3 separate regions of the Homo sapiens genome follow, and all the other regions are linked to region 1. Evidence: chromatin contacts called from ENCODE Hi-C or POLR2A ChIA-PET data. All regions are on one chromosome and are shown on one strand. The core of a region is the stretch at or near the end of the contact, and the rest is flanking DNA. Distances in the headings are between cores, read along the strand shown.

The links. A loop is a pair of places that touch in the nucleus more often than their neighbours do. ChIA-PET counts read pairs that join two places held with the same protein, here RNA polymerase II (POLR2A). Pooled maps may share reads with other maps.
Region 2: a map of GM12878 shows a loop between it and region 1 (1.8-fold over the local background). The contact joins the promoter of FCER2 here to the enhancer-like site in region 1. A Hi-C loop is called at or near these places in 1 of 168 maps with a recorded cell type or tissue (GM12878), 10 of 37 single-sample maps with no recorded cell type and 4 of 50 pooled maps. POLR2A ChIA-PET finds 5 or more read pairs at or near these places in 1 of 52 experiments (GM12878).
Region 3: a loop to region 1 is called in a map with no recorded cell type, with 11 times the contacts of the local background. The contact joins two enhancer-like sites. A Hi-C loop is called at or near these places in 3 of 37 single-sample maps with no recorded cell type and 3 of 50 pooled maps. POLR2A ChIA-PET finds 5 or more read pairs at or near these places in 1 of 52 experiments (OCI-LY7).

Annotation. Positions count from the first base shown.
Region 1 is chr19:7,177,938-7,180,664 of GRCh38, reverse strand. All of the region lies in intron 3 of INSR (insulin receptor), which reads left to right. Among named protein-coding and RNA genes, the nearest start is that of ZNF557, 110 kb to the right of the region's middle. RefSeq lists an enhancer at 1,371-1,470. Within about 2 kb of position 1,389, at least 13 of the 41 ENCODE cell types and tissues checked have a DNase peak (open chromatin) inside an H3K27ac peak, as active enhancers do; they include GM12878, where a contact is called at or near this core.
Region 2 is chr19:7,700,815-7,703,594 of GRCh38, reverse strand. FCER2 (Fc epsilon receptor II) reads left to right here and starts at 1,464. Exons shown (of 11, transcript NM_001220500.2): 1 at 1,464-1,580. It overlaps LOC105372262 (a long non-coding RNA gene), which reads left to right. Exons shown (of 5, transcript XR_936296.2): 5 at 474-515. RefSeq lists an enhancer at 1,468-1,577.
Region 3 is chr19:7,806,336-7,809,035 of GRCh38, reverse strand. The region is part of intron 1 of LOC124904628 (a long non-coding RNA gene); the gene reads right to left. Among named protein-coding and RNA genes, the nearest start is that of EVI5L, 23 kb to the left of the region's middle. Within about 2 kb of position 1,400, at least 2 of the 41 ENCODE cell types and tissues checked have a DNase peak (open chromatin) inside an H3K27ac peak, as active enhancers do.

The DNA.
Region 1 (2,727 bases), core at 140-2,639:
TGGCAGCTTAAAAGTCACCTCCTTGGCAAATCCTTCCCGTCTGAGTCAATCATCCGTGCACTCTCTGTCACATCATTTAGTTTTAACTCTTCGATTTGTCACTAGCTGATATTTTTGTCTTTTTTTTTTTTTTTTGAGACAAGGTCTTGGTCTGTCACCCAGGCTAGAGTGCAGTGGCACCCACATGGCTCACTGTGGTCTCAACCCCCTGGGCTCAAGAGATCCTCCTGCCACAGCCTCCTGAGTAGCTGGGACTATATAGGCACACACCACCACACCTGGCTAAAAAAAAATTCTGTAGTGTTGGGGGTCTTGCTATATTCCCCAGGCTCGTCTTGAACTCCTGGGTTTAAGTGATCCTCCCACCTTGGCTTCCCAAAGTGCTGAGATTACAGGGCCTGAGCCACTGTACCTAGCCTTTGTTGTCAATTTATTCACTCTCCCCAACCAGATGATAAGCTTTGTGAGTGTATCAGCTAGCTCTTGTTGCGTAACAAAACCACCTCAGTGCTTAGTGGCTTAAAACACTCCTTTAGGAGCTCTGATGATTTCATGTGTTGACTGAAGGTTTGTCTGGCCTGGGCCTGTTTAGCTACGGCTGATGGTTTAGGGGAGCCTCTTGTGTCTTTGATGGTCAGTGGGGGTCTCTCTCCATAAGTCTCTTACCCCAGCAGCCAGGAAGGGCAGACCTCAATGTTCAAGTGCTTTTCAAGCCTCAGCTTGTATCACGTTTGCAAATATTCCATTGGCCAAAGCAAGCCATATGGCCAAGCCCAGATTCAACAGGTGGGAACATAGACTCCACTTCTTGGTGGGAGAGGCTGCAAAGAACTCATGGTCATTTATAATTTCCCACTGGGAAAGCATATTATCTGCTTTGTTCACTCATGTATACCGGCAGCTGAGAACGGGGGTTGGCCAAGGGCCAGATAGTAAATATTTTCAGCTCTCAGGGCCATATGGTCTCTGTTGGAGCTACTTAACTCTGCCTTTGCAGCGTGAAAGCAGGGTTAGACGATGTACTAACCAATAAATGTGGCCATATTCCAATAGGATATTATTTGCAAAAACAGGTGGCCTACTGGATTTGGCTCCCAGCCCACTGTTTGCCAACTCCAGGCTTAGAGCATTGCCTGCCACATAATAAGAATAGAGGCAATAAAAGAAGTCAAACATTTGGTCAGTATTTTGTTTCTGCCTCAGCTGTTCTGCCACTACCTGGGTGTACTTGCAACACCGTTCTGACACCATCCTCCTCCAAAGTTAGCATCAGACGCCACAAGTTTAAGGCTCAGCCCTCCATGAGATTTCCCTTGCTTCAGACACTGGCAGCATCTTGGGGATCCCCCAGCCACCCACACTTCTGACTAACTGGCTCTAAATTGGGGGATTCCCACAAACTGTTTGGGTTTCATAATTTACTAGAAGGAACTCACAGAATGAAAATAAACCTGGCCAGGTGTGGTGGCTCATGCCTGTAATCCCAGCACTTTGGGAGGCCATGGTGGGAGGCTCACTTGAGCCCAGAGGTTCGAGACCAGCCTGGACAACATAGTGAGATCCCATCTCTACAAAAATTTAAAAACATTAGCCAGGTGAGGGGGTGCATGCCTGTAGTCCCAGGTACTTGAGGGGCTTAAGCAGGAGGATCGCTTGAGCCCAGGAGTTCGAGGCTGCAGTGAGCTAAGATTGTGCCAGTGCACCCCAGCCCGGGTGGCAGAGCAAGATCTTGTCTCAAATTTAAAAACCCTGCTATACAATTACAGTTTTATTATAAAGGATACACATACGGCAAGATCTGGGAGAGTTCTAGATGCAGAATTTCCATATTGCCTCCTCGTGGCAACAGCATGTATCACCCTCTTGACATACTGGTGTGTCCACCAGCTGGGAAGTACTACTGAGCTTCAGCGTCCAGAGTTTTTGTTTGTTTGTTTGTTTGTTTTGAGACGGAGTCTCACTCTGTCACCCAGGCTGGAGTGCAGTGGCTCAATCTCAGCTCACTGCAACCTCCACATCCCAGGTTCAAACAATTCTCCTGCCTCAGCCCCCCGAGTAGCTGGGACTACAGGCATGCACCATCACGCACGGCTAATTTTTGTATTTTTAGTAGAGACAGGGTTTCACCATGTTGGCCAGGCTGGTCTCAAACTCCTGACTTCGTGATTCACCTGCCTCAGCCTCCCAAAGTGCTAGGATTACAGGCGTGAGGCACTGCACCCGGCCCAGTATCCAGAGTTTTAATTGGAGTCTCATTCCTTAGGCGTGATTGATTGAAATCATTGACCATGTGATTCAACACTGCCATTTCCAGCCCCCTCATCTCCCTGGAGGTCCTAAAAGCCCCAACCCTCTGATCACAGGGTTGTTCTTTCTGGTGACCGCCCCCCACCCTCATGTTATCTAGGCACCCCCCCCCCCACAAGTCACCCCGACATTCCTAACACTCCTAACAAAAGCATTCCTGTGACTCAGAAAGTTCCAAGGGTTTTTGAAGCTCTGTGCCAAGAACCGGGATGAAGACCAGATACATACTTTATGATCCTACAGTCACAAAAATCACTCTGAAGAGTTGAATACCCAGGAGTGTGAGAACAACAGCAGCAGCAACAAGGATGCCACCAATAAAAAATGACCCTTGTAGCAACGGATAAAATTGCGTTCTGTGTGCGAAGTGCTTTTGTGGTATGCTTCATTGAGTTCCTCATCACAAGCTGTGGCGTTGGT
Region 2 (2,780 bases), core at 215-2,714, 520 kb before region 1:
TATTTTTTTGAGACGAGCCAGGCGCGGGTGCTGGGTGAGCGGTGGGGTGGAAGATCGGGAAGTGCTTGGACAAGGCCTGGACCTGGGCCGGGGTGTCTGGGTGGATGGACGGACTGTCCCACCAATGGGGACACACGAGGAGAAGGAGGAGGAAGCTTGGGAATAAGTCCAGCTGGGCCATGTTGTGAGGACATGGGGATGAAGTCTTAGTTCCAGGATGGGGCTGGGATGGAGTTTGGTGTTTCTTTTCTGTTTTTCTTTCTTTTTTCTTTTCTTTTTTTTTTTTGTGAGACAGAGTTTAGCTTTTGTTGCCCAGGCTGGAATGCAATGGCGCGATCTCGGCTCACCGCAACCTCTGCCTCCCGGATTCAAGCGATTCTCCTGCCTCAGCCTCCCGAGTAGCTAGGATTACAGGTGCCCACCACCATGCCCAGCTAATTTTTTTTTTTTTTTTTTTTTTTTTGTATTTTCAGTAGATACAGGGTTTCACCATGTTGGCCTTGAACTCCTGACCTCAGATGATCCACCTGCCTCGGCCTCCCAAAGTGCTGGGATTACAGGCGTGAGCCACTGTGCCCGGTCTCTCTCTCTCTCTTTCTCTCTCTCTTTCTTTCTTTCATCTCACTGTGTTGCCCAGGCTGATCTTGAACTCCTGGGCTCAAGTGATCCACTCACCTCTGCCTCCCCAGTAGCTGGGATCACAGGCATGCACCACCATGCCCTGCTAGTTTTTATAGTTTTTGTAGAGACAACGGCTTGCTATGTTGTCCAGGCTGGTCTTGAACTCCCAGGCTTAAGTGATCCTCCCACCTCAGCCTCCCAAAGTGCTGGGATTACAGGCGTGAGCCACCGTGCCCAGCCAAAACTGTCCATATTTGACCTGAATATTATCTCACGTATCTTTCTTTCCCCCCGCTTCCCTCCTTCCCTCCTACTCCTCCTTCTCCCTCTCCTTCCTTCTGTCTTTTTTTTCCCCTTCCTCTGCCTCTCTCTCCTCTTCCCTTTTTTCTTGCTGGGACTCAAACCTGGGACATTTGACCTGGGAGCCTATTTGCTCAATCATCAAGAGACATAATCTCATGGTGGGGTGTCTGCTGGTAAGTGCCGGGTGGCAGGATCCCAACTCCAGGCCGTCCTTCTAACCCAAGAGGCCCTGCCTCTGCCTAGAGCCTTCCGTGGCTCCCCAGGGCCCTCTGTGATCGGCCATAGTGGTATGATTCAGTGTGCAGTAACAGTGGTTCACATCTTGACGCTACCACTCACCTCCTTCAGCCCTGTGGGAACTTGCTGCTTAACATCTCTAGTTCTCACCCAATTCTCTTACCTGAGAAATGGAGATAATAATAACACGGACTTCACCCGGGTGTGGGGAGCACCAGGAGAGGCCATGCGTGTAATGTTATCCGGGTGGCAAGCCCATATTTAGGTCTATGAAAATAGAAGCTGTCAGTGGCTCTACTTTCAGAAGAAAGTGTCTCTCTTCCTGCTTAAACCTCTGTCTCTGACGGTCCCTGCCAATCGCTCTGGTCGACCCCAACACACTAGGAGGACAGACACAGGCTCCAAACTCCACTAAGTGAGTACGTATCTGGTGTGTTGGGGGTTGGCCATGGGAAGTGGAGATCAAAGCGCCCTTGGAAGAAACGACCTTGGGCTGAGCCTCAAGGGATGACCAGCAGGAGGTCACAACCAGAGAAGGGAGGTGGTGGGTGGTGAGGGGGCGGGGGTGGGGGCCGCAGTGTGGACAGAATCTCGAGGCATTCGAGTCCCTGATTTGGGGAAGTGAAAGCAGGCCATCTGGTCTGAGATGAGCTTGGTGAGTGCGCTGGGCCGATCATAGAGGGCCCTGGGGAGCCATGGAAGACTCTAGGCAGAGGCAGGACCTCTTGGGTTAGAAGGACGGCCTGGAGTTGGGATCCTGCCACCCAGCACTTACCAGTAGACACCCCACCATGAGATTATGTCTCCAGATGATTGAGCAAATGGGCTCCCAGCTCAAGGGTCCCGGGTTTGAGTTCCAGTCCCACCACTGCGTGATGGGGACAAATGACTTACCCTCTTGGAACCTCAGTTCCACTGAGAGAGGCCCCACAGAATGAGGACAGTCCCCCAGCATCCTGCCAGTAGGTTTACTGAGCACCTACTGTGTGCTGGTGCTTTGAATACTCCCAATTTACAGATGAGCAAACTGAGCTGCTCATCCAGGAAGAAGCCAGGACTCGGACTCAGGTCTGTCCAGCTGCCTCCCTGGACAGTTCCAGTCCCAGGATGGTCTCTGGGTTCCTCTCACAATGTCAAAAGGGCCAGCTTGAGCTGCCGCTAATCAGAGCCTGGCCGCGCCACACCCCACCTCCCTGAGGCTCCGAGAGAAGGGACTTACCTATAGTCAAGCAGCGAAAGAAGGTAGCCCGTGACCTCCAGGCCTGAAGGACCCCAAGTCCCATGCTCCTCAGCACATAGTAGATGCTTTAAAGTCAGAGGACTTGGTCGGGCGCAGTGGCTCACGCCTGTAATCCTAGCACTTTGGGAGGCTGAGGAGGGCAGATCACCTGTGGTCAGGAGTTCGAGACCAGCCTGATCAATATGGTGAAACCCTGTCTCTACTAAAATACAAAAATTAGCCAGGTGTGGTGGTGGGTGCCTGTAGTCCCAGCTACTTGGGAGGCTAAGACAGGAGAATCGCTTGAACCCGGGAGGTGGAGGTTGCAGTGAGCCAAGATGGTGCCATTGCACTCTAGCCTGGGTGACAGAGCGAGACTCCATCTCAAAAAATAAAAAAA
Region 3 (2,700 bases), core at 151-2,650, 630 kb before region 1:
ATTTATTTATTTATTTATTTATTTATTTATTTTGAGACGGAGTCTCACTCTGTCGCCCAGGCTGGAGGGCAGTGGTGCAATCTCGGCTCACTGCAAGCTCCGCCTCCCGGGTTCATGCCATTCTCCTGCCTCAGCCTCCTGAGTAGCTGGGACTACAGGTGCCTGCCACCATGCCTGGCTAATTTTTTGTATTTTTGGTAGAGACGGGGTTTCACCGTGTTAGCCAGGAAGGTCTTGATCTCCTGACCTCATGATCCACCCGCCTCGGCCTCCCAAAGTGCTGGGATTACAGGCATGAGCCACTGCGCCCGGCCTATTTATTTATTTTTGTTTTTGTTGAGAGAGGGTCTTCTTCTGTCACCCAGGGTGACTGCAGTGGCACAATCATGGTTGAGTGCAGCCTCAGCCTCCTGGGCTCAAGCAATCTTCCCACCTCTGCCTCCTGAGTAGCTGGGGACGTGGGCATGTGCCACCGTGGTCAGCTAATTTTCAAATGTTTTGTAGAGATGGGGCCTTGCTATGTTGCCTAGGCTGGTCTCAGACTCCTGGCCTCAAGTAATCTTCCTCCCCTGGCCTCCCAAGGTACTGGGATTACAGACGTGAGCCACCATGCCCAGCCCCCCATACTTACTAAGCAGTCACTCCACATTCCTGCCTTCCTGCAGCCTTGGAAAACCCTAATCTGTTTTGGCCTCCCAAAGTGCTGGGATTACAGACGTGAGCCACTGTGCCCGGCTAACAAATTGTTTTCTGCCCATGCATTTATGTATTGTATGTGACGCATTTGTGCTAGAATAGCAGAGTTGCAGCAGAGAGCCCTCGAGGCCCAAAAATATTTACTATTTGGCCCTTTTCAAATGTTTGCCAACCTTTGGTCTAGAAGGTTACATTCTGGAGCAAACAGATCATAGACAGATAAAGAAAGGCAGATGCTAAAATCAGCCGGGCGTGGTGGCAGGCACCTGTAGCCCCAGCTACTCGGGAGGCTGAGGCAGGAGAATGGTGTGAACCCGGGAGGTGGAGGTTGCAGTGAGCCGAGATCGCGCTACTGCACTCCACTGGGCGATAGAGCAAGACTCCGTCTCAAAAAAAAAAAAAAAAAAAAAGAAAGAAAGAAAAGCAGATCCTGAATCTGGTCCCCTCCACTCACCCGCGCTTCCCAGTTATGAAAGGCAACACAATCTCCACATCTTCTTTCTTGGGTTTTGGGTTGGTTTGAGTTGGGGCCACGAAGGGAAGTGAAAATGATGTGGTCCTCATTGCTTTCACAGTTTCAAACCCAACTCCAGTGTTTATCAGCTGATGGGCTGTGGGCAGGTGACTCATCTCTGAGCCACTATGCTCATAGGTAAAATGAGAATGAGGGCGGCTGTGTTACCGGATTCTTTGAGGTCATATCCAAAAAACACATAGCACAAAATAAATGCTCATGAGATGCAGAGGCCAGGTGTGGTGGCTTATGCCTGTGATCCCAGCACTTTGTTTTTCTGTTTGTTTTGTTTTGAGACAGAGTCTTGCTCTGTCACCCAGGCTGGGTGCAGTGGCAAGATCTCGGCTCACTGCAAACTCCACCTCCCAGGTTCAAGCGATTCTGCTGCCTCAGGCTCCCAAGTAGCTGGGATTACGGGCTCCCGCCACCAAGCCCGGCTAATTTTTGTATTTTTAGTAGAGATGGGATTTTGCCATGTTGGCCAGGCTGGTCTCGAACTCCTGACCTCGGGTGATCCACCTGCCTCGGCCTCCCAATGTGCTGGGATTACAGGCGTGAGCCGCTGCACCCGGCCACTGTAATCCCAGCACGTTGGGAGGCCAAGGTGGGAGGATCGCTTGAGTCCAGGAGTTCCAGACCAGCCCAGGAAACATAGTGAGACCCTGTCTTTACAGACAAAAAATTAGCTGGGTGTGGTGCCGTGAGCCTGTGGTCCCAGCTGCTCAGGAGCCTGAGGCAGGAGAATCCCTCAAGCCCAGCAGGTTGAGGCTGCAGTGAGCTGAGACTGCCAAAGATTGCGCCACTGCACTCCAGCCCAGGTGACAAAGCGAGACTCGGTCTCAAGAAAAAAAAAAAAGAAAAGATACAAAAAAAAACAAGAATAAACCCTATTGAATTGGAGGTACTGAGGTGAATTCATGGTTTTCAAAATATAAAGATAAATATAGAAATAAGTTTGTGTGTGTGTGTGTGTGTGTGTGTGTGTGTGTGTGTTCCCATTTATCTACTAAGAGGACCTGGGAGCCACATACCCCAGTAACAATGGGCACACTTAACACCCAGATCATTTCTAACTGCCAATCTCCACCTAGCCCAGGGCTTTTTGGAAAAATGAGAGCAGCCTGGGCAACATAGCAAGACCCATTTCTACAAAAAATTTAAAAATTAGCCAGGCGTGGTGGCGTGCTCCTGTAGTCCTAGTTACTTGGGAGGCTGAGGCAGGGTTGGGGGGGACAAAAGCCTAGAACATCTAGTTAGGCCAGGAAGGAAGAAAAAACGATCAGCAAAAAACCAATAGGAATATGTCAAAAGGACCCAGAAGCCAGAGAGAAAAGCTTTCACTGGCCAAATTAAAGATAATTTAAGCATCGAAGGGGAAAAAAAAGAACGTCAGCAAAATGGCAGAGTAAAATTTGCCTTTCTACAAAAGCAATGAAAAAAACTGGCAAAATTTGACAGAATCAACATTTTCACAACTCTGGAAATTAACC